Linked DNA regions of Homo sapiens: region 2 is linked to region 1. A link is an interaction called in ENCODE POLR2A ChIA-PET data of the cell type or tissue named here. Cell type or tissue: GM12878. All regions are shown on one strand. Links, peaks and the distances in the headings refer to the core of each region. The heading gives the core; the rest is flanking DNA.

What was found. ChIA-PET counts read pairs that join two places held together with the same protein. Peaks named below come from ENCODE experiments on the same cell type or tissue, not always from the same donor. Only the 100,000 strongest peaks of a DNase experiment are listed, where the experiment ranks them.
Region 2: POLR2A ChIA-PET joins it to region 1 with 6 read pairs; 3 of 35 experiments call an interaction of 5 or more read pairs at or near these places.

Annotation. Positions count from the first base shown.
Region 1 is chr3:152,037,469-152,042,468 of GRCh38, reverse strand. No RefSeq gene overlaps it. Among named protein-coding and RNA genes, the nearest start is that of AADACL2-AS1, 110 kb to the right of the region's middle. In GM12878, for the core only: no CTCF peak of the experiment used is centred there; a DNase peak (open chromatin) is centred at 2,308; H3K27ac peaks cover 905 bases.
Region 2 is chr3:152,405,612-152,411,226 of GRCh38, reverse strand. All of the region lies in intron 2 of MBNL1 (muscleblind like splicing regulator 1), which reads right to left. Among named protein-coding and RNA genes, the nearest start is that of MBNL1-AS1, 140 kb to the right of the region's middle. In GM12878, for the core only: no CTCF peak of the experiment used is centred there; no DNase peak of the experiment used is centred there.

The DNA of each region.
Region 1 (5,000 bases), core at 1-5,000:
CTAGCCCTTTCTTTCTCCTTTACTCATGGAGTATAGTAATGTGGACAGTTAATTTGTTTCTCTGGTTTCTACACAATTGTGGTGCAGGATCTCTTCCATCAAGAGATGTGGAATGAATGACTTTTTCTTGTCTGAAAAAATCTCAGCTCCAAACCACAAGTTAGTGCTGATGTTACCGGGATGAGAAGTAGGGAAAAGGTAGCAGAGCTCCTGTAGCCAGTGTACATAGCCATGCATTGAAATGGCATGAATTCGTGAGATCCTGTGGATGGAGGGTGCCCAAGGCAGCTGGGGCTTGAGGCATCTTGCTGATACCTCAATAGAGCTGTCCATAGGAACAGTAAGAATAACCTAGCAGCAAGCCTGTGGGGTGGAGGGGGAAGAAGATACTTGTAACATCAAATGTATCGGGGGAGCCCTAGTGGAGTCCCTCCAGAATCATTTATGAATAGAGCTTGTGAAAGGAAAATAAATCTTGGAAAACTTGGGGCCCCAAAAATCACTAAACTAAAGGGAAAAATCAAGCTGGGAACTGTTTAGGGCAAACCTGCCTCCCATTCTATTCGGTCATCTCTCTGCTCATTGAGATAAATGTATATCTGATTGCCTTTTTTGGAAAGGCTAACCAGAAACTCAAAAGAATGCAACCGTTTGTCTTTCACCTTCCTGTCACCTGGAAGCCCCCTCCCTGCTTGAGTTGTTCCGCCTTTCCAGATGGAACCAATGTACATCTTATATATATTAATTGATGTCTCATGTCTCCTTAAAATATAGAAAACCAAGCTGTGCCCTGACCACCTTGGACACATGTCACTGGGACCTCCTGAAGCTGTGTCACAGGTGTGTGTCCTCAACCTTGGGAAAATAAACTTTTTAAATGAACTGAGACCTGTCTCAGATTTTTGGGGTTCACATTTTGGTAACCACAAAGGGACTCTGAGTGGAGATGCTCCTCACCTTTGACAAATCTTTCGGTGCTTGGTACCAGCAAGAGCTAACTTTATGGCTCAAACAAGTATGACGATTGCTGAGGTCTGGAAGTACCTACCCCTCCAGAGAATCCTTGATCTCCCAAAATTCGGTCAAGATCTAAAGTTTATTTTGCTGTACAACTCCCCCACCCCCCGACTTTTTTGTTTTTGGAGTTTTACTTGGTTCCAACAAAAAAGGCAAGATTTCTTGTTTCCATGATGATGGAAGGCAGGTAACTCCTTTATGGAGTTTGAACTCACTCCCAGCAAGGAAGATGAGTTTGAGGGTTTTTTTTTCCCTCCTTCTAGGATGGTAGAAAGCAGTCTTCAGCCTGAGACCCATCCGTAGGTAAGTAGCTGAATTGGGGTTTTATCTTGGCTGAAGTTTAACAACCAGGTGGTCTTAATTTCTCCTTACCATTATGGCACTCAGTGATCATATTGTGGGTTTCTGTTGTTGTTGTTGTTTGTTCCAGCCTTTTTCTCATCAGATTTGACCAACTCTAACTGACTTGGTCAGATCTAAGTGAGAATTCCAAATTGTGGGTAAGAAAACCTCTCTAATTTGGCCAAAATTCCTTGCAGTTGCAAACAAGGAAAACAAAAACAAAAAACAAAAGAAACCCATGCACTTGGTTTCTGTGTTTGCTTCCTGTCTTAAAAAAAAAAAAAAAGTTCTTTTGTTTACTTTTCTTCCACCCTACCTCCTTCCGTTTTTGCCATCTGCAGTACAAAAACAAACAGACAAACAAAAACTAGAGAAGGCTTCTAATGACTTGAACACCTTTAAAGAATTCAGAACAAAGGTGCCACTCACCCCTTTTGGGGTGTTTTGTCTTCTTTGTGAAGTTTCAAGAGTCATGGGCAGATTCTTCTTAGGTCTAAAGCTCTGTTTTCCTGTATTGCATGACCTGATCTCCTTGGCTTTGGGGGTACCAGAAATCACCTTGTACTGTGAGAAGACTTGACTTTGGCATGTGTAGTGGTGGATGAGAGCTACAAAGTAGGGGTGGCTGAGAACAGTTTGCACGAAGTGGTGTATGCTGTTTTTTTTTCCCTTTTTTTCTCTCCTAGGAAGTTATTGTTTAAGGATCCTAATTCTAGTTTGGAGATGCATTCTAAAGGGTCTTCTCTATTGCTTTTTATCCTAAAATTAATCTTGATTCAGCTTGTCTGTGTGCATTTATGTGAGGAATTGAATTGTTGTGTTAATAGGTAAATGAGAAACTGAGTTTTCTCAGCTCTGAAGAGAAAGGGAGCCGAAAGTTGCCCCTTGGTGGTTGACCCTCTGCAGTGTGCAGTGACCCTGAAGGGAAATCCCCAAAAAAATTAATTTAAAAAAAGGGATCCTCCAAAAAACACATATAAGGGCTGATCACCTGGTGTTTTGAGCCCTCTCAGAGGTCACAGACCTCTGAGAGAGAGAAACTGAGACCTGTAAGAGGGTGGAAATGACTCAGTGGTGACATACTGTGGAGTCCTGCCCACAAGCAGCACACATTAATACACCACACAAAAACTCTAGGCCACAGCTCAGTTCCTCCTTTTAAGAAAAAAAAAATGGTAAACAAATAATCTAAGAATGAGGAGAAAATGAGGAGAATGACCCCCTTGCAAGCACACTGTAGGTTTTATGGCACCTCTACTTGCCAGAGATTATGTAAAATTGAAGTAATATGGTCTTTGTGCCCATTTACATTAAGGGAAAAGAGCCCTAAGATTGCTGCAAACTACAGAGTTCCTAAGTTCTCTTTTTCTGTATTTTATTTTTTGCCTGCTTTAAATCTGCTGTTATTTTTCCATTAAGATAAAAAAACCACTGTTTTGATCCAACAGGTTTTTTATTTGCAAGCCAGTGAATTTGTATTTATCTCATGACTAAAGTTCTGAAGTAAAAGCTAAAGGATCTTTGTGTGTTTGCATATGTGTGTGTGTATATATTTAAAAGGCCTTTATAATTTCTATAATTTTATGTTTAATGGGCAATTAAATTCATTTTAATTTCCTTCTATCACACTAGACTTTTTCTCTCCGTAACCTGTAATGTGAATTTCTCTAGTTGATTTTCACCTGAGTTGTTTCCTTTAATAAGCACATTTAAGACTATTTAGCTGACAACTGCCTATGGTTATCAATAATTGATACAGGTTACCTATTGAAATAGGTTATCAAGAATTTGAAAGTCTAAGATGGGAAACAAAATGTCTTTATGAATTTATAAAATGTACTTCTAAGGGCACACCTCATATGTCTATATATTTATGTGTTGTGTACTCAATGTTTCAGTACTGAAAATATATAACAGAGCTCTAATTAATTGGCTTAAGAAAAATAAAATGCTTGAATCAAATACTTTATCAGGAAAAAAGAAAGGACTCATCAAATGCTTCTTCAAGTTTATGTAACTTAAGTAAAATCTTTAATAAATAAATCAGAAATGTCTTAAGAATTGCCAGCATACATTTTTGTTTGCATTTATCAATCAAGCAATTTCATACTTATCCCTGCCAAATACTATAAGGTGTCAAAATTTGGTGTAGGGGTTACAAAACTATAAACCCAGCCCCAAACAGAATGATCCTTGCTTGTGTAATTTTTAATAAATAAGACATTGATATAAGTTTAATGAAAATAGCTACATCTTGAATTATTTCTTGTGGCTTTAGGCAGCCTAGCCCACAAAGAGTAAGGAGGTTTGTTTTGGGAAAGGACTGTTATCATCTTTGTTTCAAAGCTAAACTAAAAACTAAGTTCCTTCCAAAGTCCAGGCATGAATAAGGACTGCTTGGAGATTACAAGCAAGACAGAGTCAATTAGTTCTTATCTTTTTCACTGTCTCAGTTAGAATTTTGCAATGGTGAATTTCATAACTTTAAACAATGACTACTGCAGTTTTCATAAATAATCTAGGTAAATGATTAAAATAAAATAATTAGGTAAATGTAATGGGATACTTGTAGACAAACTTGTCGTAACTTAGAATTGAACATTATATTAAATTATATAATGGATATTTCATTATCTGGGTATTTTCCAATAAAAATATATTGTAGAATAACATTCTTTTTAAAAACCAAGTGCCCTGTTTAAAAAGGTGAGCAATTTTTGTCTAATTCAAAGCTTATTCAAAGGTTATGAATAAAACAATGTAAAAGGAGCCAGGAAATAAGAGACATAAAGAAAGTTATAGAAATAAAGAGATATTTTTTGGTAAGAAAGCTTAAAGAGAAATAATTTTATATGAGAAAGAATCTTGTATGGTAAATTTAGTCCTACAATAAAATGCCTGGCTGTTTAAGAAGAAGGGATGTTTAGGACAAACCAGAAAGTTCAAGCATGTCATGAATGGTCTGTCTAAGTCACAATAAGAGGTTTTATTAAAAAAAACTTTTATATGATCAAGTTGTCTGTAACTAAAGGGAAATTATAATGGTATTTCTAGATATTGGGTTTGATGTAAAAAAACACTTATACACTAAATAATTGATTAGAGCAATAAAATTTTCTTAAGTAATTGATTTGCTCTTAAGAAATTATAAGAGATTTTAATTTTCTTTTTTTACCCAATGTTCAACTTGTATTGCATCTCACCGTTTTCAGTTTTCTCTCTCTTTTTAAAGGGCATGAAATAGCAATGGTCTCCTTCAACTCATTTCAACTCATAGAAGTTTTTTTTCCCCTCAAGTTTTGTTTGTTGTGGCCTGATGCTAACAAGGTTTTCTTAAAAGTTTAAAGGACATGTTTTCTTCCAACATAATATTCTTTGCATTGCAGAAGGTCTTTCCTTTTGCCTTTTGGTAACTGGCCTTACAGATTTTACATTTTATTGAAATAATTCCTATGCCATTATTATTAAGTTTGGTTTTGCTTAGAAAAAAAAACTGAGATTAAAAAAATTAATTAACGTTATTACAGCTGTGTATCTTTCTGTATGTGCTTTTAAAGTCCTTGTGACATTGAGTTACAGGACTTTGACTTCTGGGTCTAAAAAGGACACCAAGTCTTGCGAAATCTTCAACACTGACAGTA
Region 2 (5,615 bases), core at 1-5,000, 370 kb before region 1:
ATAGGTACAGGTAGCTCCAACTATTGAGATAACTGTATAATTTTATCAAATAGAGCTTTGTTCAAATTGTAGCTATGTTACTTATTTGCTGTGTGACCTTGTGGAAGTTAGTGAAATTCTCTGAGTGGTCACATCTTTTCTATATAATAGTAACAATAACATCTCATTGGTGATGTATGAAGATTAGTAAGACTACAGGCCATCCTCACAAATGGCACCTGTCGTAATAGGCAGCCAATAAATATTAGTTACTTTCCTCTTCTAAGTTCTCAAGCTAATAACAAGCAGCAGTTGCTCAATTTAGCAGCGTATCTGTTAAACGCTCTAAAAATAATACAGGTAGCAAAACCCAGTGACAATGCATATCAGTCATCAATAATGTAATAAAAGCTTGGCTCTTAATCAATGTGTATTTGCCACATACACCAAGAAAAAGTCTCATTGTAACACATTTTTTACAACGTTACGTTTCTGTGCCTTGCTTTTGTTGATTACACTGAAATCTTACTTTTGGAGAGCTGTCCTGCTGACTAGCAGGCCACTCTATAGAGCCTACATAGTATTAGGTTGGGGAAAAGTAATTGAGGTTTTTGCCATTAATGGCAAAACTTTTGCCCCAGCCTAATAGATCCCTTAGGCTCCATTCAAGGAGGCTTTTAAAATAGAATTAATCCAACAAAGATTCCAAAGACATCATTGCAATATATGCAGTATATATTTTAAGGGAAAGAAGGAAAATTAATAAAATATTGGTCTACACCAAGTTCATTTTTTGTAATATTTTTTCTGTACTTTTCAATTAAAAGTAATCTGTCCAAAAAAGGCAAAATTTCCCCCTTGTAGTCTTAAAAACCTGTATGAGACCAATAACAGTCATTCAATAAATTCATCGAGTAATTTCTGAAGTTGTAAGTTGTTCGATTGTGAATTTAAGAATTATCTCATTAGTCTTTCAAACTGCTATAATTTTTTTGTGGCTATAATAAGGGAAAATATACATTTAGATTAAGTGTTTAATCCTCCAAATAAATGTATGATTCATTTATAAACATTACAGTTTAATACAGTATACCTTTACATTACATATGTACAAATATAGTATATATATAAACTGCATATGTGATATATATAGTAAGATATAAATTATATAATGGAAGCTAGGTAATTAATAGCCAATCAAAATAAGAATAAAACTAAATGAAACTAGAGATGGTAAGTTAGAAATATGAGAAAGCTATTTTCTAGCTATGTGCAATGCAATTACAAACTAGCTAATTGAAAACAAAACGATTAGAAGTTGGTTGGACTTAATAAAGCAAAAAATATCAAAATCCCAAATGAAAACTAATTTTCCATTTTTAATTATATTTCTTCTACTTAAAAGGAATACTGTGATTTGTGGAGTCAGAGTCTAAAGACACATGTTATTAAGCAGCCAAATGGTAACTATGTGGCAGGATTACAATTACCAAGTTCTATTTAAGTAGACTCTGGAAATAAAGGAGCAATGGGAAAAGTACAGGGCTACTAGCTTATATTCATAAGTCTTTTCAAATTTTCATTATGGTTTTCTGGTAAGACTGTTCAAGCTATAATTATTTATTTAAATTGTTAAAACCAAGATTTCCTTTTGGGATAGCTGATATATGCAAATGTTTTTGGAGCACTTTCTGGGTATTCATTGCTCAGATATTGCCCAGAAACTCTGGCTAACAAGTTTGGTAGTTAGCTATTGAAAATTCTTACCATTTTTTTTTTTTTCAGCTAAGATGATACAAATATTTCAGAAAATTTTTGCCAAAAATAGTAACATTGGCAGTCAAGCCATATTATTTCACACTTGCAAAAAATGTTTTTTATGGCTCTGCCATGCTTTTTAGTTATCAATTCTAATGCCTGGGTGAATAAACACACACACACAAACACATACACGTATATAAAATATTTATTTAAAAATTACAAGTATCTAGTGTTAGAAAATTTATGGCAGCTTATAAGGTGAATGATTTTAAGAGAAAATTATACTTCACATACATACAAATATAAATATGCATGCACACATATATACTTCAGGGTTATGTTTTCATTTGGTAGATATGAGTTTGATTCACTCTAAGAATCACAGTTTACTGGCTTTTGCAAGTACTGAAAATAACTGCATCTAACACGAAGTATATTGTTGCTCTTAAATGTATATTTCCTGATAACTCACTTGTTTCCGTAAAGGACTTGGGTTAGCTTACAAGAGCACATACATCCTAAAAAGATGTTCACAATTTCTCAACCTCAGCACTACTGACATTTTGGGCTAGATATATTTTTGTTGTGGGAGTTGTCCTGTGCATTGTACTATGTTTAGCAGCATCCTTAACTTACAACCACTAAATGCCTATATTACCCCTACCCTCAGTTCTGATAAACCAAAATGTCTCCAGATATTGAGACATGTCTTGGCGGGGAGGAGGGAGGACAGCATCACCCTTTGTTGAGAGCCAACCGCCACTTTACACCTCATGGAATTTAGTGGGGGGCTGTATTCATCTGCCTGGGATATCATAACAAAATACCAGTTATACCAGTATCTAGTATACCAGATTTTATCATAACCAGTTATAACAATAGTTATCATAATACCAAATATAACAGTGTATAATTATGCATAAATACACACTTATATACTCACCCCAATTATGCACCTATTTCTAACAGCAGCATATGTATTACAAACAGATTTTGCTTGTGTTACAAATTCAAAACTTAGGATATATGACATAATTTATATTTCATGTTTTATTTGAATAAACTCTTAAGAGCTTTTATAGCACTATAAAATAAAGCCTAAAATTTTTAGAGTAGTTATAACAGATACATTACATTCATTTTTTTCTTTGAAAAGTCTCTAGGGAGATTTCACTGTTTTGATGCTGTTATTTGTTTTACAAGTAGTATACTATACCACAGAGTAAATATACATAGTATATATCCTGTTAATAAGTAAATATTATGTATCTACTATGTTTAAATCATATGTTAAACTATGGAGGAAATATATTTTCATATTAACACTATTGTTTTTTGTTTTAAGTTCTGGGGTACCTGTGCAGGATGTGAAGGTTTGTTACATAGGAAAACATGTGCCACAGTGAATGGTTTGCCGCACCTATCAATCCATCACCTAGGTATTAACCCCAGCATGCACTATTTTTCCTACTGCTATCCCAATCCCCCTCAATCTCTTGCCTCGCCCTCCCCAACAAACTCCAGTGTATGTTGTTCCCCTCGTGTCCAGGTGTTCTCATTGTTCAGCTCCCACTTATAAGTGGGAACATGTGGTGTTTGTTTTTCTGTTTCTACATTAGTTTGCTGAGGAAAATGCCTTCCAGCTCCATTCATGTCCCTGCAAAGGATGTAACTATGTTTCTTTTTATGGCTGCATAGTATTCCATGGTGTAGGGATATCACATTTTCTCTATCCAGTCTATCATTGATGGGCATTTGGGTTAATTCCATGTCTTTGCTATTGTAGTAACACTAATTTTTCTATTAATGTTTAAATTCTCAAATATTCATGACTCTTTAACCTAAATAAGTAAATAGGATTTTTTTATTACATAATTGTCTGTGTTTAGTATCATAGCACCCTTGTACTTATTTCATAGTTTTACCATCTTTAAAGGCAAGAAACTATTCTTTAAATCAAACACAACTTCTACTGTTTTGATTTCTTCATTGGTCTTTCAGGTAACACCAGCAACAAATGCCTAGCATCCCCACAGAAGGTGAAAAAATGAGGCAATTCTCTTATTTTGCTAGGCAAGCAATCTCTAGTCTTCTAAATTAAGGTAGATATAGCAATCCTAATCAATATTTAAAGCTTAACTTTCTAGATGTAAATTGCTATTTATTCACCCAATCAGCGTAACAGCAAATGCATGGAGCTCAATTCAACCACAAGAGCTGGGAGATTTTTTTCGTACCAGTGAAACAAACTAAAAAAAAAAAAAAAAAAAAAAAAAAGAACATATTTCCACTGATATAATCCCAGTTTCTTTCAATTACTTTACCACAGATATAAAACATGTTTTCAAATGAAACACAATATAAAACAAATGTAGATTTTTCCCCTTTCCTGGTCCTGTGAAAAGTTCACACAAACACACACACACACACACACACACAGTGGCTTAACAATTATTGAGACTGCCAATAAAAGAAAGAAAAATACACACATACAAATACACACACAGCCTATTGAGTTCAAATTTGTAACTTTACCATGGCCTGAAAGAATATAATGTAATAGATTCTTTTTAACGGCATTAAACATTTTTTCATCAGTGCATAATCTAATCACAAATGGGATTTTAGGTTAGACTTTTCTAGCTACTTAAACAGCCCTCTTGAGTATTCAATAGCTGTTCTAGGCACTATTTTGTAGAACACTCCTAAGTTTAATGGTGAAGATTCTCAGATACTGAAACCAATAGCGACATTTACGATATCCCAAAATATCCTCACTATTGACGCAATATCAACACACCCCCACTCAAACACTGGGATACTATGACTTTTTTTTCCCCAGAGAACCTAAGAGCTTTAATTGCACAATTCCCATTAATCATCTTGAAAATGGCATAACTGAAACTCTACACTTCTACAGAACATTATGTAATGCATGAGAGTCAAAGTAGCTGCCACTGAGAGGGCTGAGAAAGGGAAAAAGGCAACAAATCACACACACATTCTTGTGACAAAAAATACCACTTTTTTCTCCAGCAGCTTTTGCCTGTGAGAAATCAGATACACATACAACTGTTGCAGTAGCAGTTATTTCAGCACACAATTTTAGCTGATAGTCATCTGAAGAAATCTTAATCTCCTCAGAGTGGGCCTATAAGGCTCTTCTATTTAGAGTTGCTTGTGATGGGATGCTGTAAAAAGAAAGTCTCACTTTTTTTTCATACCTATGGCCTCCTCTATCCCAGAGAATCTTAGAAAAGTGTATCACCACTGCTGAGGTTAATGCTATGCAGGGCTTAACTGCACCTATTGTCTGCCACTATTCCATAGTCTTCATAGGCTCCAAAGACAGATCTGACCACCATCCCTGAGCCAAACCAGAGTCTCTATGACCTTGTGAAAGCCCAGTGACATTTGGTAGGTGCCAGCATCATTGAACACTCCAACATTTGTTGGCTGCTTTTTTTATAGCATCATGAAACTGGAAATGGCAGATCACTATGTTTCTATTATTTTTAAATTGCTTCATTATTTTTTCAGTACAGCAACAATCAGATTTCTAAACTGTTTGTAGCTGAAATACTTCTGAAGTTTTATGACATCCAAATCAGACACTTTTCAATCTTGGCTAATAGTTAAAAGCCCTAACATTTACATAATAAATGTTAGCGCTCTATGTGTAGAGCATGCCTTTCAGTGGAGAAACACAAAATGTGTTATAAATATTTATCCAATTTATCATTGTACCATTACTAGGTGGATTTACAGTATGACTGTCTCTATTAAATTTCTAGAGCTTTCCTGGGGATAAAACAGAGGTAAACTTCTTAAGTCAAATGCATCCAATTTTTCTTCTAACAATCTCTTGAAAGACT